2 separate regions of the Homo sapiens genome follow, and region 2 is linked to region 1. Evidence: read pairs that join two places in POLR2A ChIA-PET (ENCODE). Cell type or tissue: Caco-2. All regions are shown on one strand. Links, peaks and the distances in the headings refer to the core of each region. The heading gives the core; the rest is flanking DNA. Region 1 overlaps REEP3 (receptor accessory protein 3). Region 2 holds the start of LOC124902438 (a long non-coding RNA gene).

The links. Peaks named below come from ENCODE experiments on the same cell type or tissue, not always from the same donor. Only the 100,000 strongest peaks of a DNase experiment are listed, where the experiment ranks them.
Region 2: POLR2A ChIA-PET joins it to region 1 with 6 read pairs; 2 of 35 experiments call an interaction of 5 or more read pairs at or near these places.

Annotation. Positions count from the first base shown.
Region 1 is chr10:63,576,898-63,585,235 of GRCh38, forward strand. The region is part of intron 2 of REEP3 (receptor accessory protein 3); the gene reads left to right. Among named protein-coding and RNA genes, the nearest start is that of REEP3, 60 kb to the left of the region's middle. In Caco-2, for the core only: no CTCF peak of the experiment used is centred there; no DNase peak of the experiment used is centred there.
Region 2 is chr10:63,661,245-63,669,582 of GRCh38, forward strand. The region is part of intron 2 of LOC107984238 (a long non-coding RNA gene); the gene reads right to left. LOC124902438 (a long non-coding RNA gene) reads left to right here and starts at 3,389. Exons shown (of 2, transcript XR_007062157.1): 1 at 3,389-3,528. In Caco-2, for the core only: no CTCF peak of the experiment used is centred there; DNase peaks (open chromatin) are centred at 3,447, 4,007 and 4,797; H3K4me3 peaks cover 816 bases.

The DNA.
Region 1 (8,338 bases), core at 1,073-6,072:
TGACCTCATTTAACCTTAATTACCACCATAAAGGCCCTAACTCCAAATATAGACACATTTGAAGTTAGAACTTCAACCTGTGAATTTTGGGAAAACCTAATTCAGTCTAGAGCAGATCTTAACACATCTGTTTTGGGAACACCATTCAACCCATAACAACCATTTCTTGGAAAGTTATCAATGTCTATATCTTTAGGTATTTTCTCTTGTGCCAGTCAGATTCTTCAGAGAAGACTCTTCCATTCTGAAAGGTACTTGTTTACCAGCATCCTACTAGGAGAATAAGGCTTGGGGGCGCTCAACATTCAGTTTATAAACTTTTACTCGATCCCTATTAGCCCCACTCTCAGTTGTGCTGGAGATTTGCAAATCCAGAAACCCTCTGATTCACCCCTTTCCAGAGAATAAACATAAGGGTTTCCCTGGGGAAGGAGGGACATTGACAGGCTTCTGGAATGAGAAGGTATCTTGGAGTCTCTCTCCTCCTTAAGCAGATGTACAGCCATCCTTCCTAACTTTAGCACCCCTGTCCTTTTTGTTTTGTTAGACAGGGTCTTGCTGTGTTGCCCAGGATGGAGTGCAGTGGTGCCATCATAGCTCACTGCAAGCTCCACCTCCTGGGTTCATGCGATCCTCCCTCCTTGGCCTCCCCAGTAGCTGCGACTACAGGCACATGGCACCACATCTGGCTATTTTTCTTTTCTTTTTTCTTTTTTTCTTTTTTTTCCTTTTAAGTAGGAAAAAAAAGCTGTTCTTGAGCTCCCGGGTCCAAGCTATCCATCCACCTGGGCCTCAGAAATTGCCAGGATTGTTAGGCATGAACCACTGCACCCAGCCTCTGTAACCCTTTTGACCAGGAATTTTGCCACCATTTCTTTTGGCGAGCTCTGCAGTGTAGAGTTAAGTTGCTTCTCAGTTTTTCCCCCTGCCAGCTTGCTGTTCAGTTTTCTCAGGTCTCCTAACTCAGTTACTACTCATCCATTTCCTTCCTGGTTCCAAAATTCTTATGTTCTCTTCTATATTCTTCTGAGCTTATGCTGTCTTTAAAAATCACTTTACTGTTGTTTTAATATTTGTAGAGGGAGTGGAACTGAATATGTATATTCAGTTTACCATCTTTACCCAAATTTCCAAATTGACTTTGTGAGTGGGATACTTGCAGTTGAGTTACTCTGTGGTATGTATGTATGTATGTATTTATGTATGTATTTATTTATTTAAAGTCGGAGTCTTGCTCTGTCACCCAGGCTAGAGTGCAATGGTGTGATCTCAGCTCAGTGCAACCTCCACCTCGCAGGTTCAAGCGATTCTCTTGCCTCAGCCTCCCGAGTAGCTGGGATTACAGGCACCTGCCACCACACCCAGCTAATTTTTGTATTTTTAGTAGAGACGGGGTTTCACCATGTTGGCCAGGCTGGTCTCAAACTCCTGACCTCGTGATCCGCCTGCCTCAGCCTCCCAAAGTGCTGGGATTACAGGCGTGGGCCACAGCGCCCACCCGATTTACTCTATAATATTAAGTAAGACTTATTATACCCTTAACATTGGTTTTTAAATGTGTTCACTTAGGAAATAGATTTAAAGTAATATATGGCCGGGCATGGTAGCTCACACCTATATCTCAGCACTTTGGGAGGCCGAGGTGGATGGATCAATCGCTTGAGTCCAGGAGTTTGAGACCAGCCAGGGCAACTTGGTAAAACCCCGTCTCTACCAAAAAAATACAAAAATTATCCAGGTGTGATGGTACACGCCTGTAGTCCCAGCCACTTGAGAGGTTGATGTGGGAGGATCGCTCAAGCATAGCAGTTCAAGGCTTCAGTGAGCCAAGATCATGCCACTGCACTCCACCATGGGCAAGAGAGCAAGACCCTGTCTCGAAACATAAAAATAAAAATAAAGTAATACATACTGTCGTTTTTTCAATGCTTGAAAATAACTTTAACATTTAATTGTAGCTGACATACACTGAATTCATGTGTGCTTACTTAAATTAGGTTATTATTTCTTTATAAACCTAATTTTTCATATGTCATGTTTACTATTTTATATGTAATATATACAGCATATCACTTCACTGGTAAAGTAACTGGTACTGTTATAATCATCAAGTGTTTTATATTCTTCACTATGTGTTTTTTTTTGGGGGGGGGGAGATGGAGTCTCTCTCTGTCACCCAGGCTAGAGTGCAATGGCGCATCTCAGCTCACTGCAACCTCTGTCTCCCTGGTTCAAGCAGTTCTCCTGCCTCAGCCTCCCGAGTAGCTAGGTTTACGGTCACCCACCACCACGCCCAGATAATTTTGTATTCTTAGTAGAGATGGGGTTTCACCATGTTAGCCAGGCTGATCTCAAACTCCTCACCTCAAGTGATCTCCCCACTTCAACCTCCCAAAGTACTGGGATTACAGTCCTGAGCCACCACACCGGGCCCTTCATTGTGTTTTCTAAAAACAATTTCTGATCACCTGGGGATTATTACAACAGATCTAACTTTAGGAAAGTAAGTATTAAATTTGAATAAGATTATATAATAGGGGGATTTAAATTAAATGCCTAACAGAGTTTCATCCAAAATTTTAGAATGTGAATTCAAGGAACTCTTGACCCTTCTGAAGTAAATTGAAAGCATTTCCACAGTGTTCACACTAGGATGTAGCTAGCCAACTCACAGCTGCCTGTCCTCTTTTAGCTTCCAATGAAAATGCTTTGGAAAACATACACATAGAAAAAGAAATTCTCACAGTAATACTTAAACCTAAGAGGCTAAGCAATCAGGCTTTTGCTAAAATCTAGGAAGAATGTTACCAACTGTAGTGCCAATGGAAATGGATTTTTTAAACCATTTTAAATGGGACTGAAACAGTTGTTTCCATTAAAGGAAATGTTGCTAAGAAGTAAGTTGGAGGGAGGCCTAGCCACCCCCACCCTAATCCCTAGTGATGGAATAGTTTAAAACCATAAAAGCTACAATAACCAGAAAACTCAACTGCTACCACCCTCACTGCAGGGAGACCTGAATTCAGAGGCAGCCAGTGTTTGCCTTCCCTTTTTCAGAAAACATAGCCTCACTACTTTGAAGAAAATACCAGTAATTTCCACACAGGAGAAATAATCATTGACTATAAGAGAAATCAACAATGTAGTAATAAACTAATTATAAAAAATTGAAATGATAGTAATATATATCATAATTTATATTCTTGACTATAATAGCTGGTTTTCGTTGTTGTTGTTGTTGTTGTTGTTTTGAGGTGGGGGGGTGGTATTGCTCTGTCGCCCAGGCTGGAGTGCAGTGGTGTGGTCAAACTCACCACAGCCTCAACCTCCTGGGCTTCAGCTATCCTCCAACTTCAGCCTCCTCAGTAGCTGGGACTCCAGATGTGTGCCACCACGCCCATCTAATTTTTGAATTTTTTCTAGAGACGGGGGTCTCACTATGTTGCCTAGGCTGGTCTCAAACTCCTAGATTCAAGTGACCTTCCCACTTCAGCTTCTCAGAGTGCTGGAATTACAGGTGTGAGCCACTGCATCCAGCTATAATAGCTTTAAAAGACTATTTTGAAAAGGAAGGAAGAAAAATCAAAAGAATCTGTAAGAAATGTAGCATGAATAAAGCAATATAAGAGCAAAAAATAAAAACAAAATCAGGTAAATTAGTGTATCTAGGAGTTTCTTTGAATAAGTTTAATAAGATAAACACTTGAAATAACTAAGGTATAGGGTAAGATAGAAAAGGACTGAAAAAAATGAAAAACAAGAAAAGAGTTTAAGCAAGCAGTACTAAATTTAAGTGACATAGAAAATATTAAACTACCTATAATTTTTATTAAAAAATGGGCCAGGCACAATGGCTCATGCCCGTAATCCCAGCACTTTGGGAGGCCAAGGCAGGAGGATCATTTGAGCCCAGCAGACCAGCCTGGGTAACATAGCAAGACCCTACCTCTACAAAAAAAATAAAAATAGCCGGGCATAGAGACATGTGCCTACAGTGCCAGCTGCTTGGGAGACTAAAACAAGAGAATCACCTGAGCCCAGGAGGCTGAGGCTGCAGTGAGCTGGGATTATGCAACTGCACTCCAGCCTGGGGGACAGAGTGAGACCCTGCCTCTAAACAAATTAAAAAGAGTATTTTCTAATAATATCAGATAGACCTATTTTTTCCTTTTCAGCTAAAGATTATATTATTTATGCAATGACATTTCCCCTTTCACACAATACTGGGATCTGTCTTTGGAATACCCAGACATGTACATCATCTTTCCATTATGTAATTTTAAAAATATAGTGCTTTACCAACTACAGCTGTAATAATCAGATTGTCAACCAGATTGCCATCACACCGTGAAAGGTCCTCCTAAAAATATAAAAGCTAGAGCTATTCCTGAAGATTGTAGCTAAATACATAAAATAAAATCACTCTCCAAAACGTCATAACTTTAAAAGCACCCAAAATGTAATGGAAATGTAAAATGATAAAGTTTTTTTGAAAAACTATAAAAAAATTAAAATGCATTGAAATGTATTATACAAATATTTACCTTAAATTTTGTCTCTTGGCTACGTGTGGCAACTCACGCCTGTAATCCCAGCACTTTGGGAGGCTGAGGTAGGAGGATTGCTTGAGCCCAGGAGTTTGAGACTAACCTGGGCAACATAGCAAGACTCTGTCTCTACAGAAAATAAGGAAAAATTAGCTGGGCGTGGTGGCATGTGCCTATAGTCCCAGCTACTCAGGAGGCTGAGGGAGGAAGATCGCTTGAGCCCAAGAGTTCCATGCTGCAGTGAGCTATGATTGTGCCACTGCATTCTAGCCTGGGTGACAGAGCAAGACCCTGTATTTAAAAAAAAAAAAAACTCTTGCTATTAGAAGAGAGTTTTTAAATTGTATTTTTAAAAATTCTTTTATCTGCTCAATTGTTAGCTATGAACAGTGCCTCTGAGAAGTATGCTAAAGGTTCAGCTCCTTTTTTTTTTTTTTAGCTTTTTGGTATTTTTCTTTTAAATGATGATGTGCCCAAACAGTATTATGAAACTAAGGGTACATTTTAAATGTTTACACTGAACAGATTATCTCACAATACCAAGTTTGTCTTTTCTCTAAACCCAAGGCTCTTACATTCTCTTCGGAAATGGCACCACCTTCCTCTAGTTGATATTGTCAGAACATGCACAGCACAGCCTCTCACTGCAGTGCTTCTCAAAATTTAATGATCATGCCAGTCCCCTGGGATTCTGCTAAAATGCAGATTCTGATTTAATAGTTCTGGCCTGAGCTTCAGATTCTGCATTTCCAACAGGCTTCCAGGTGATGCCAGTGCAGCTAGTCTGTAGACCACAGTTCACATCACAAAGATTCTGTGCATGTCCTCAACTCTGGTTACATATCAAAACCACTGGAGGAGCTTGACTTTTAAACATCTGTCTGCCCTCTCTCTGCACCTTGTGATAATGAGGCCTCAGAATCTATATAACTGTTTGTAATCACCACATGATTCCTATCCACAGCCAAGTTGAAAACCACTGATTAAGCAGTATATTATTTTATTGTGGCACTCAGGCAACCCTTCACTACACCTTTACTACACTGTGTGCTTTTAAAAACATATATGTTGATGTAAACGAATAGTTGATTTTAGAAACATCTTATGTAAATTGATTGATTAACAACTTGGAATATATTATAGAAAAATAATATTTTAGTAAAATTAACTATAAGATACAATTAGGGGAGTAAGGCTATTGAGTAGGACTTCCTCCTAGTTTCCATTTTTTGTGGCTGGCTCTAGACCAAATGTCTCCGTCAGTGAAGTGTCCCTTTATAATCACCCACCCTTCTTTCATAGCTTTCTGCAGCCTCTGTGTACCTGTTTCCTTAGGCCTCCACTGTGGCACTCAGGCAGCCCCTCTTTACCCATGTATCCTGTATTCTGTGCTCCGTTACTTGCTGCCCTCCCACTATCTCCCACTCACCTAAATGTGAACTTTCTCTCTGTGTGGTTGATTGCACATGCCTTTGAAGAGAAGTAATTTGATAACACAGGTTTGTTCTCGGTCATGATGGAGATTTTGTCTTCCTGGAGTTTTTTTTCTTTTTTGTTTTGAGATGGAGTCTCGCTCTGCCACCCAGGCTGGAGTGCAGTGGCACGATCTCAGCTCACTGCAACCTCCGCCTCCCGGGTTCACGCCATTCTCCTGCCTCAGCCTCTGCCTCCCAAGTAGCTGGGACTACAGGCGCCCACCACCACACCCAGCTAATTTTTTGTATTTTTAGTAGAGACGGAGTTTCACTGTGTTAGCCAGGATGGTGTTGATCACCTGACCTCATGATCCGCCCACCTCAGCCTCCCAAAGTGCTGGGACTACAGGCGTCAGCCACGGTGCCTGGCCCCCGGAGTTTTTTTTCTATCAGTCTTTGCTTTCTCAGGAAGACCATGTGGTCCTACTATTATAAGGGCCAGTTCTTGACATTTAAATACTTACTGTATGTTTAAAGTATGCTGTCAAACCTACTATAAAGCAACAGTAGTATATAGGGGCTGTTATGTTCCCTAAAGAATGGAATTTTTCATTTACTAAGTCAGCCATAGCCTTGCCAGACACCTAGAGAATGAAGCATCTCTTTTGGTGGCTCGGTTAATGTCCTTTGTGGAAGGAGCCAGATGGAGTCGACTGTGTGAAGTTAGATAAGGCCTAGGTGCCTAAGAAGTGGGACCAAGACCAAGAGAAAGAAGGAAGTAGGATGACAGTTTGGTATGGGAACTAAGATAACCAGTAGGATGGCTGTGTAGTCCAGTCTATATTTGAATAGTCTTTTTTCCCATGCTAAAATCCCGAGAAATTCTGTGTGGTCCTGTTAAAAGGGAACTGTGTCTCTTACAAATGCTTATTATCCCAAATAAATCAATAGAACTTTAAATAATATAAAAAGTGAAGTATGAATTCTCAGCCAGTGTTGATGGAGAGAGTTATTTTGGGACTGAGAAGTCATTCCTTCCTAAATTCTGCTCCTGGGAACAGTTCCCTTAAGCAGTTCCTGATTTTTGCATCTTTAACACTTCTTTTAAATTAATTATCATCTAATTTTTTAACATATCTGTACTTTCCCATCTCTCAAGTTTCTTAGACTCTACTGAGGTCAGGGTTGAGATATATAAGGCTTCTCTGATTCAAGGGCACTGGGGAAGACCAGTGCAATGTTGCGACAGAGGTATCCATTTCTATATACAGTCGGCCCCATTTTAACTCACTGTAACACCAGATACATTTATATAATGTGAGGCTTTCTCCTTCAGAGCAACAGGATATTCTGTGAGGTATTTGGCAGTGATAATTAGAAACTGCAGGTAAACAATGTTGCTGCCAGTTCCGCATCTGAAAGTAGAACTCCCAAGTCATTGGTGTACTGGGGAGGTGCTGACAGTTAAAACCTGCTTAGATGGGCATGGGGGGAGAAGTACCCCAAAGTTGAGGGAGCTCACATCAATCCTAAGCTAACATATTCACCCCCAACACATGCCCCATCTTTTTAAAAAAAAAAAAAAAAAAAACTATTTTCAGCCACAGTCTCTAGTCACTTTGGATTTAACTTCAAATAGCTTTTTTTCAACCATGCCTCTAACTTGGCACAGCTCTGAGAAAAAATCCCGTAACCAAGCCATCTGGGTTGGATAAAACAGGGAGCTTTTCTATTTGATTTCTCACATTTTGTTCCTCTTTGTTTTTAATGATGGAGTGGGGGGGGAATCATTATGAAGTAACCAAATTATTGGATAAGTTAGTGAATCGGGAATAGATCTTTTCAACTCTATACTGTCTCTAAAAAAATCTGTATCAGAGGATCTCTCTGTTGTCTCTGAAATGTGGTGTAGAATGAATGTTTTGGGTGAATTGACTTGAGTGGGTAACAAGTAATGGTCAGAAAATAAAGTTCTCATTGGGTGGTCTGAAATTCAGCAGTGTTTATTTCTTTTTAGACTCAGCAGAGATTTTTTTTTTCCAGTGAAGCATATTTTAACATGTTATGCTCTGGATTTACTTAGTATGGTTTTAAGTGAATCATTAGGCATGTGTGATTTTTCATTTTTTCTTAAAGACCAGCATTAATAGCTTCATAATTCAAAGAGTCTGTAATTAAGAGAGTTTGAAGAGTTGTTTAAACTCTGTTAACTTTGAAAAAATAGGCTATTTTATATGTGATAAACTGCTGCTTGCAGTTCAGAGTTACTTGTTGGGATTGTGTATCAATTCAGACCTTAAAATGTAAGAGTGGAAGCCATCCTCTGTGCTTGCTTTCCAGGCACAGGGTGCTAGGTACTGAGAATATGAAGATGAA
Region 2 (8,338 bases), core at 2,077-7,076, 85 kb after region 1:
TAAAAGTTCAGTCTGCCTTCACCTAAAAATCAGCAACAGAAAAACATAGATTTGAATTCTGTACAAACTTTTTATCATAAAAAGATAATGAGGAACAAAGTAATTTTCTTACAGATGAGAGCACACCAAATAAACATGCCCACAAAGCAGGTAAAAGAGGTGAGTGAATATTTCAAAATGACTTTTTAAATTCAGGAAAAAATTAAAATATGTGAAATAATTACACAGATTAGAATTAGAATAACTTAAGAGTGAGCTGACCAAACTCAGGAAGGATTAAAACATCAAGAAGAGGCCGGGCGTGGTGACTCACACCTGTAATGCCAGCACTTTGGGAGGCTGATGCAGGCGGATCATGAGGTCAGGATTTCGAGACCAGCCTGGCCAATATGGTGAAACCCCATCTCTACTAATAAATAAATAAAAAATAAAAAAAAATTACAAATAATAGCTGGGCATGCCGGGCACAGTGGCTCATGCCTGTAATCCCAGCACTTTGGGAGGCTGAGACGGGCAGATCACCTGAGGTTGGGAGTTCGAGACCAGCCTGACCAACATGGACAAACCCTGTCTCTACTAAAAATACAAAATTAGCTGGACATGGTGGCGCATGCCTGCAATCCCAGCTACTTGGGAGGCTGAGGCAGGAGAGTCACTTGAATCCAGGAGGTGGAGGTTGCAGTGAGCCAAGATCGCACCGCTGCACTCCAGCCTGGGCAACAGAATGAGACTTTGTCTCAAAAATAAAATAAAATAAAATAAAAATAAAAAAATAATTTTGCTAATGAAGCCCAAACTTTGAAAGAATGTAAGTACAAATAAATATCAAAAAATTAGAGAGGAGGAAAAATTTAAAAATAGAAGGAAGAGATAAAAAAGATGAGAGAAAGAAACAGATATAGAGGAAGGGCAAAAATGATCTAATATACTTACAGGAAGTTTCCCTGAAAAAGAAACTTTAAGCAATTGAACATATCCAGGAGATTTTATATTCATATACAGATACATAAACAGATTATATTAAAATATGATTAGCTTTAAGGATCAGGGATAGAAGCAAGACCATGCTTGAAAATATCTAGTTTTATACGTTTGATGTTGAGAACCATGAAACATTTTATATAATTATAAAACAAAATTAAGTTTTACAAATTATTTCCTTAAAATCAAAAATAAAATAAGTAATCAAAAGGCGTATCTAATTGGTCTCATAATCACACAGAGAGGAGCTATTCCAAATGACTTTATAAAATAGTAATCTTTTGGACATTAATAATGGACTGTGCCCTGAGGACAAAAAGATCTTCAAATCAGAAAAATCACTAAGTCATTTATAGAGTCATGGTGTTGGTGAAAGTGTTGGTATTATTCTGAGACTGTTAGCTGTGCACTGTAAGATAAAGCAACTGAGTATGTGACTTTTTTTTTTTTTTTTTTTGAGATGGAGTCTAGCTCTGTCACCCAGGCTGGAGTGCAGTGGCATGATCTCGGCTCTCACTGCAGCCTCCACCTCCTGGGCTCAAGTGATTCTCCTACCTTAGCCTCCCAAGTAGCTGGAACTACAGGTGTTTGCCACCATGCCCAGCTAATGTTTTGTATTTTTAGTCGAGACGGGGTTTTGCCATGTTGGCCAGGCTGGTCATGAACTCCTGACCTCAGGTGATCTGCTTGCCTCGGCCTCCCAAAGTGCTGGGATTACAGGTGTGAGCCACCACACCTGGCCATTTATGTGATCTTTTGAGTCTGTCATTCTTGATGTTATTAAGAACTGAGATTCTGAGCATGGAAGGAAAGGAGATACAACCTTTCTTATATTACTGTTGTATCACCTTTCTTATATTACTTATATTATCTCCTTTCTTATATTACCTTTCTTATATTACTGTTGTATCTTCTTTCCTTCCATGCTCAGAATCTCACTTCTCAATAACATCAAGAATGACAGACTCAAAAGATCACATAACTGGCCAGGCGTAATGGCTTACACCTGTAATAACAGCACTTTGGGAGGCTGAGGTGGGCAGATCACCTGAAGTCAGGTGTTTGAGACCATCCTGGCCAACATGGTGAAACCCCATCTCTACTAAAAATACAAAATTTAGCCAGGCATGGTGGCGCACGCCTGTAATCCCAGCTACTCGGGAGGCTGAGGCAGGAGAATCATTTGAAACCAGGATGTGGAGGTTGCAGTGAGCTGAGATCGCGCCACTTCACTCCAGCCTGGGTGAAAGACGAAACTCCATCTCAAAAATAAATAAATAAATAAAAGAAAGAAAGGTTAATTAAAAACCCTATGGTTATTGTGACAGTTAATTTTACGTGTCAACTGAGTGACAGGGTGCCCAGATATTTGGCCAAACATTATTCTGGGTGTTTCTGTGAGGGTTTTTTTTTTAATGAGATTAACATTAAAATCAGTAGACTGAGTAAATCAGCTTGCCTTCCTTAATGTGAGTGGGTCTCATCCAGTTAGTTGAAGGCCAGAACAAAAAGGTAGACCCTTCCCTGAATAATAGAGAATTCTTCCTGCCTGGCATACTTTGAACTAGGACATCGGCTTTTTTCCTGCCTTCTGATTGGAACTGCATCTTTGGCTCTCCTAGGTCTGTAGCGTGCAGACTCACCCTGCAGATCTTGGAACTTGCCTGCCTCCATAATCACATCTTCCAATTTCTTTCTTTTTTTTTTTTTTTGGAGACAGAACCTTATTTTGTCGCCTAGACTGCAGTGCAGTAGCACGATGTCGGCTCACTGCAACCTCTGCCTCCTGGGTTCAAGAGATTCTCGTGCTTCAGCCTCCCAAGTAGCTGGGATTACAGGCATGTGCCGCCATGCCTGGCTAATTTTTGTATTTTAATAGAGACAGAGTTTCTCCATGTTGGCGAGGCTGGTCTCGGGTCTCAAACTCCTGGCCTCAAGTGATCACCTGCCTCGGCCTCCTAAAGTGTTAGGATTACAGGCGTGAGCCACCACTCCCGGCCTAAATCTAAATTTATAAAAATCTAAATGTATAGGTTCGACATTAAGAACCATGAAAAATGTTATATAATTATAAAACAAAATCACTTTTTAAAAAATTTTTCCCTAAAATAAAAAATAAAATAAATCAAAATGTGTATCTAATTGGTCTCATGATCACACGGAGAGGAACTATTCCATGTCACTTTATAATCTAGTAATCTTTTATATATTATAATGAATGTACCCTAAGGACAAATATACACACACACATACACACACACATACACACACCTCTATAAACATACATTCTATTGATTCCGTTTCTCTAGAGTCATAAATTTGAATTTAAAGTAAACAGTATGAAGTAGTAACATTTTACTACATCCTACTGGGATTGTTGGGAGGGGCGGGGGGAGGGGCGGGGGGAGGTGGGGGCCAGTCCTTGCTCCGAGAGCTTCCAAGATGGCGGCGGGCCGCTTCCAAAATGGGATGGTGGCAAGCCTCTTGTTCTCTGACCTGGGGTTCTTGGCCTCGCAGATTCCAAGGAATGAAATCTTGGGCCATGCGGTGAGTGTTATAGCTCTATTAGAAGCCGTGGGTCACGGAAGAGAACCGTGGAACCTAGCAACTAGTGTTCAGCTTGATTAGGATGAACCTGGGCACTTAGCCATGCAGGAACAGTGGCAAACCTCTAGCCTGATCTGGAGCGGCAATGGGTGCCTCACTGGATCAGGAGCGCAGCGGACACCCTGCGGGATCCAGAGGGGTGGAAGTCAGTGGCAGGTCTGTGACGGCAGCGAACAGCAGTGGTGGATGGCGAGCAAAAGCTCAGCTCCTGCAGTAACAAACACCGTGAGCAGAAGAGTGTGCAGTGGCAAGATTTAATAGAGTGAAAACAGAGCTCCCATACAAAGGGAGGGGACCCAAAGAGGGTAGCGGTTGCCAGCTGGAATGCCTGGGTTTATATCCTGATCATTGTCCCTCCCGCTGTGCTCTCAGGCTATAGATGATTGGCTATTTCTTTACCTCCTGTTTTTGCCTAATTAGCATTTTAGTGAGCTCTCTTTACTAGCTGATTGGTCGGGTGTGAGCTAAGTTGCAAGCCCCGTGTTTAAAGGTGAATGCAGTCACCTTCCTAGCTAGGCTTAGGGATTCTTAGTCGGCCTAGGAAATCCGGCTAGTCCAGTCTCTCAGGATGATTTGAGTATCAGTAAAGATGATAACTACAATAGATTGAAACATACAAAATATGTTTAACTCTGTTAGTTCATAATGTTACTAAAACACAACAACGGCTCGTTGTTCATCATGGTAGGGTACTAGAAAACCAACTTATTATTTGGAAAGCTGTTAATAAAAAGGAAGATGTAAGCATTTATCCTGCCTTTGCTTTTGAACTGTACTCCTGGGAGCTATATAGCAGGCAAGGGGAACTTTCTTTTTATTCTAGCTGATAAAAGAAAGACTAATAGAATTATAATGTCACCATTTCACAATCCTTAACAAATTAATGCATTTAGAAATTAAGCACCAACATCTGCTGACATAATACAACAAGAGATAAACAGACATTAGGGCCTCCTGATGAAATCACACCACATCCATCAAGTACCCTCGCCAAAGACAACCAAATCTGAATCCCTTCAAACGTCTTAGATTCAGTTACCAATTTAAGAACAGAGACTTGAAGAATGTGCTAAAGAATACCACAAAGTTGCTATCAGCAAAAGCCAGTATGTTTCTAGAGGACATATGACCTGCTCCTTCAACAAATAAATTACACAGGAAAAAAAGAGGGCCAGGCGCGGTGGTGTGATCCTGTAGTCCCAGTTTCTCAGGAGTCTGAGGTGGGAGGATTGCTTGAGCCCAGGAGTTCAAGAATGCAGTTAGCCATGATTGCACCACTTCACTTCAGCCTGGGTGACAGAGTGTGAGATCTTGTCTCAAAAAAGGAAAAAAAAAAAAAAAAAAAAGGAAAGAAAAAAAAGAAGAGATGGAGGGAAAGCCCAGAAATTTAGAAAGAACTAAGAAACGTGATGAATCACAACAAGTAGACTTTACTTGGATCTTGATTCAAACAAATTTAAAAATTATTATATTTGCTGGCTGCGATGGCTCATGCCTGTAATCCCAGTACTTTGGGAGGCCGAAGTGGGAGGACTGCTTGAGCCCAGGAGTTCGAGACCAGCCTGAGCAACATAGTAAGACTTTGTCTCTACAAAAACAAAATTAAAAATTAGCCAGGTGTGGTAGCATGTACATGTAGTTCCAGCTACTTGGGAAACTGAGATAGGAGGAAGGCTTGGGCCCAGGAGGTTGAGGCTGTAGTAAGCCATGATCACATCACTGCACTCCAGCCTGGGTGACAGAGTGAAATCTTATCTCAAAAAAAAATTATATTTATGAGCCAGTTGGAATTTTGAACAATAGATATTTGATGGCATTAAGTAATTATTATCAAATGTTTTAGATATAATAATGGTATTATGGGTTTTTTTTTGAGATTCATCTTTTAGAGGTATATCCTGAAATATTTATGGAGGAAATGATATGGTATGATGTGTGGTATTTGCCTTAAAATTATATAGGATAAAAAAATTCAGTGGAATATAGATAAAATGAGATAGGTTATAAGTAAGATTCTTGAAGCTGAGAGATGGGTCAAAAGGGTTCATTGAAAGTTTCCGTTACATAAAGTTGGTTATTTTTGAAAAACAATCTCTGACTCTTAGTGCAGAACTCTTTCCACCACTCCGTTAAATTGGTCATGGAAAACAGCAACCAAAATTCCAGAATTTTCTACTTTTTTATTTTAATGGGGTTCCCAAAACAAGGGACAAAGGCAGTGGTTAAAATGCTGGTACTGGGAGTTCATGAACTCTTTTTTCTCATCTGACTTTGCCAAGGACTTCCTATGTGGTCTTTAGCAAGATCAGATTTTTTTGTCTTGATTTGGTCACTCTCCAAAAGTGGTTAGAGGTCGAAATGCACATTATGACTTAGAACGCAGCAGTTCTAGCCAAGGAGGGCTCTGCTATTTGCATGAAGATGACTCACTACTCTATCTTAGGAAAAAAATATATCAGCTTTTAAATAACTATCAATACAATGCATTAGATGACAAATGTAAAATGAAAATCTTCATAGAGAAAAAATAAAAATGCTTTATATGAAAGGCTGTTATAGACCAAAGCTTTGTAAGTAACCATATAATTGACTCAAAATAGTAGGACTGTTTTTCACTTTAATGTAAGATCTCATGGTTGGGGGTCTCTACAACTACTTTTTTCATGGTTTTCTTGTTTTTTATATGAAAGATAATATTAATATTTTCTACACTGGTTCTAATCTATGGTTTACATTAATTTCTTGTATAAAGGGCTGCTCACACTTAGATTTTGAGTTTTCAATACCAATACCCTTGCAAACAAATGAAAAGCAATAATCATTTGATGGTAAGACATATGTGCTGTTTTTACTTGTCTTGCCCCAGAAATAAATGAGGTGGTAAAGTAAATGGAATCAACTTTCTCTTTTACCCACCTGGCATCAATTGTTTCTAACTCCAAGCATCTAGCTGAAGATGATTTGTCAGCCAAAGAGGTTGAGGGTTATCCCAGAATTCTCAGTTGCTTATATCACAACTAGACAATACCCTTCTCTGCAGAGGTCCAGTCTCCATACTAATCCTCTACCATATATTTGGACAGATACACTTTCTCAACCACAAACATATGCCTACTCTAATTTTCTTTCTCATATCTGCAAGTTATTTTGCCCAAGATATATATTTTCATCTGTTTCACATTTAGATAGCCTCCCTCAGTGTAAGCTTTAAAATGCTGTCATGGCTTTCGGAAGATTATTACAAGTAAAAGAAAAGTACATGCCAGATAATTATAAATCAGAACTTTTACATACCAGATAGGAGGAAGAAGAGAAAGGGAAGGAGAGGAGTGAAAGCAAAATGCACACATCAGAAAGTTTTGAAACATCTGCAACTCACAAAAATTAATGGTGAATAACATTGTTTGGAATTCCTTGTCCTAGAATATCAAGATAAAATGCTGGTATCTGAACAGAATGCACACAAGATCCTGAGCACATTCAACTAAGCCACACTTAGACCTCTGATGTTGACCTTAGCCCCATATCATGTAGGGCATGATGTTATACTTCCAAAGATAGCTCACTTTCTTTTCTTTTCTTTCTTTTTTTTTTTTGAGACAGAGTCTTGCTCTGTTGCCCAGGCTGGAGTGCAGTGGCGCAATCTCGGCTTACTGCAAGCTCCACCTTCTGGGCTCACACCATTCTCCTGCCTCAGCCTCCCGAGTAGCTGGGACTACAGGCGCCCACCACCACGCCCAGCTAATTTTTTCTATTTTTAGTAGAGACGGGGTTTCACCATGTTAGCCAGGATGGTCTCGATCTCCTGACCTTGTGATCCGCCTGCCTCGGCCTCCCAAAGTGCTGGGATTACAGGCCTGAGCCACCGTGCCGGGCAGATAGCTCACTTTCTGATCATATGTTTGAAGAGCTCACAGGGGCTTGTGCATTTTGCAGCTAATAAATGTTTCCAGTTAAGCAAAATGATTTCTTCTGCAACTGTGAAATAACTTTTTAGGGTTAGACAGTTGACATTTTGGAGATAGTCCTCCATATACATATACATTCTGCTTTCTTTCCATATTCTTACTTTCCAGCCCAAGATTCATAGTCTTAATTTTGTTTGGATATCTGAATTTCTTCTCGGTGTTTAACCCACAGATGCCCATTAATTTTTGTGAGTTGTGGATGTCACAAAACTTTGTGATGCATCCATTTTGCTTTCACTCCTCCCTCCTGTAATGTGTGTAATAGCTCTGTTTTCTAATTGTCTGGTAGGTACTTTTCTCTCTATTCTAAAAAAGTTTCTAATAGCCGTGACAGTGTTTCTTACAGTTTGTCTGCCCTCCTTCCACACCCCACCTCCCATAATCTCAGCAAAAAGGGTTCAGGATTCACCAGCTGTTCCCTCTCTGCCCAGCCCAGCCTGTTTAAGGAGCAGCACTTGCAGCATGTGCCGAAGAAGTCCAAAGGCCCTCATCTGCTCCACCTGACCATTTCCAAAACTCAACCTCAGAAACTGGGCGCTTCTTTATCCCCACCATTGTCAATTCATTGAATACCTACCTACAAGTTCTGTTGTCCTTGAAGCTACTCTGTGTTTAGCCAGTCCTTCCCAAACCCAGTTTTTCAGGATCTCAGAATCAACCTAGTTTATATGCTCTTAAATCTTCCTCCTCCAGAAAAGTCCCCCATTTAACCTAAATGCACGGTCTTGACTTTACCAAATGCCTTCTCGTGGTAGGGCAGGTTCTACTTGGTGACCAGGACC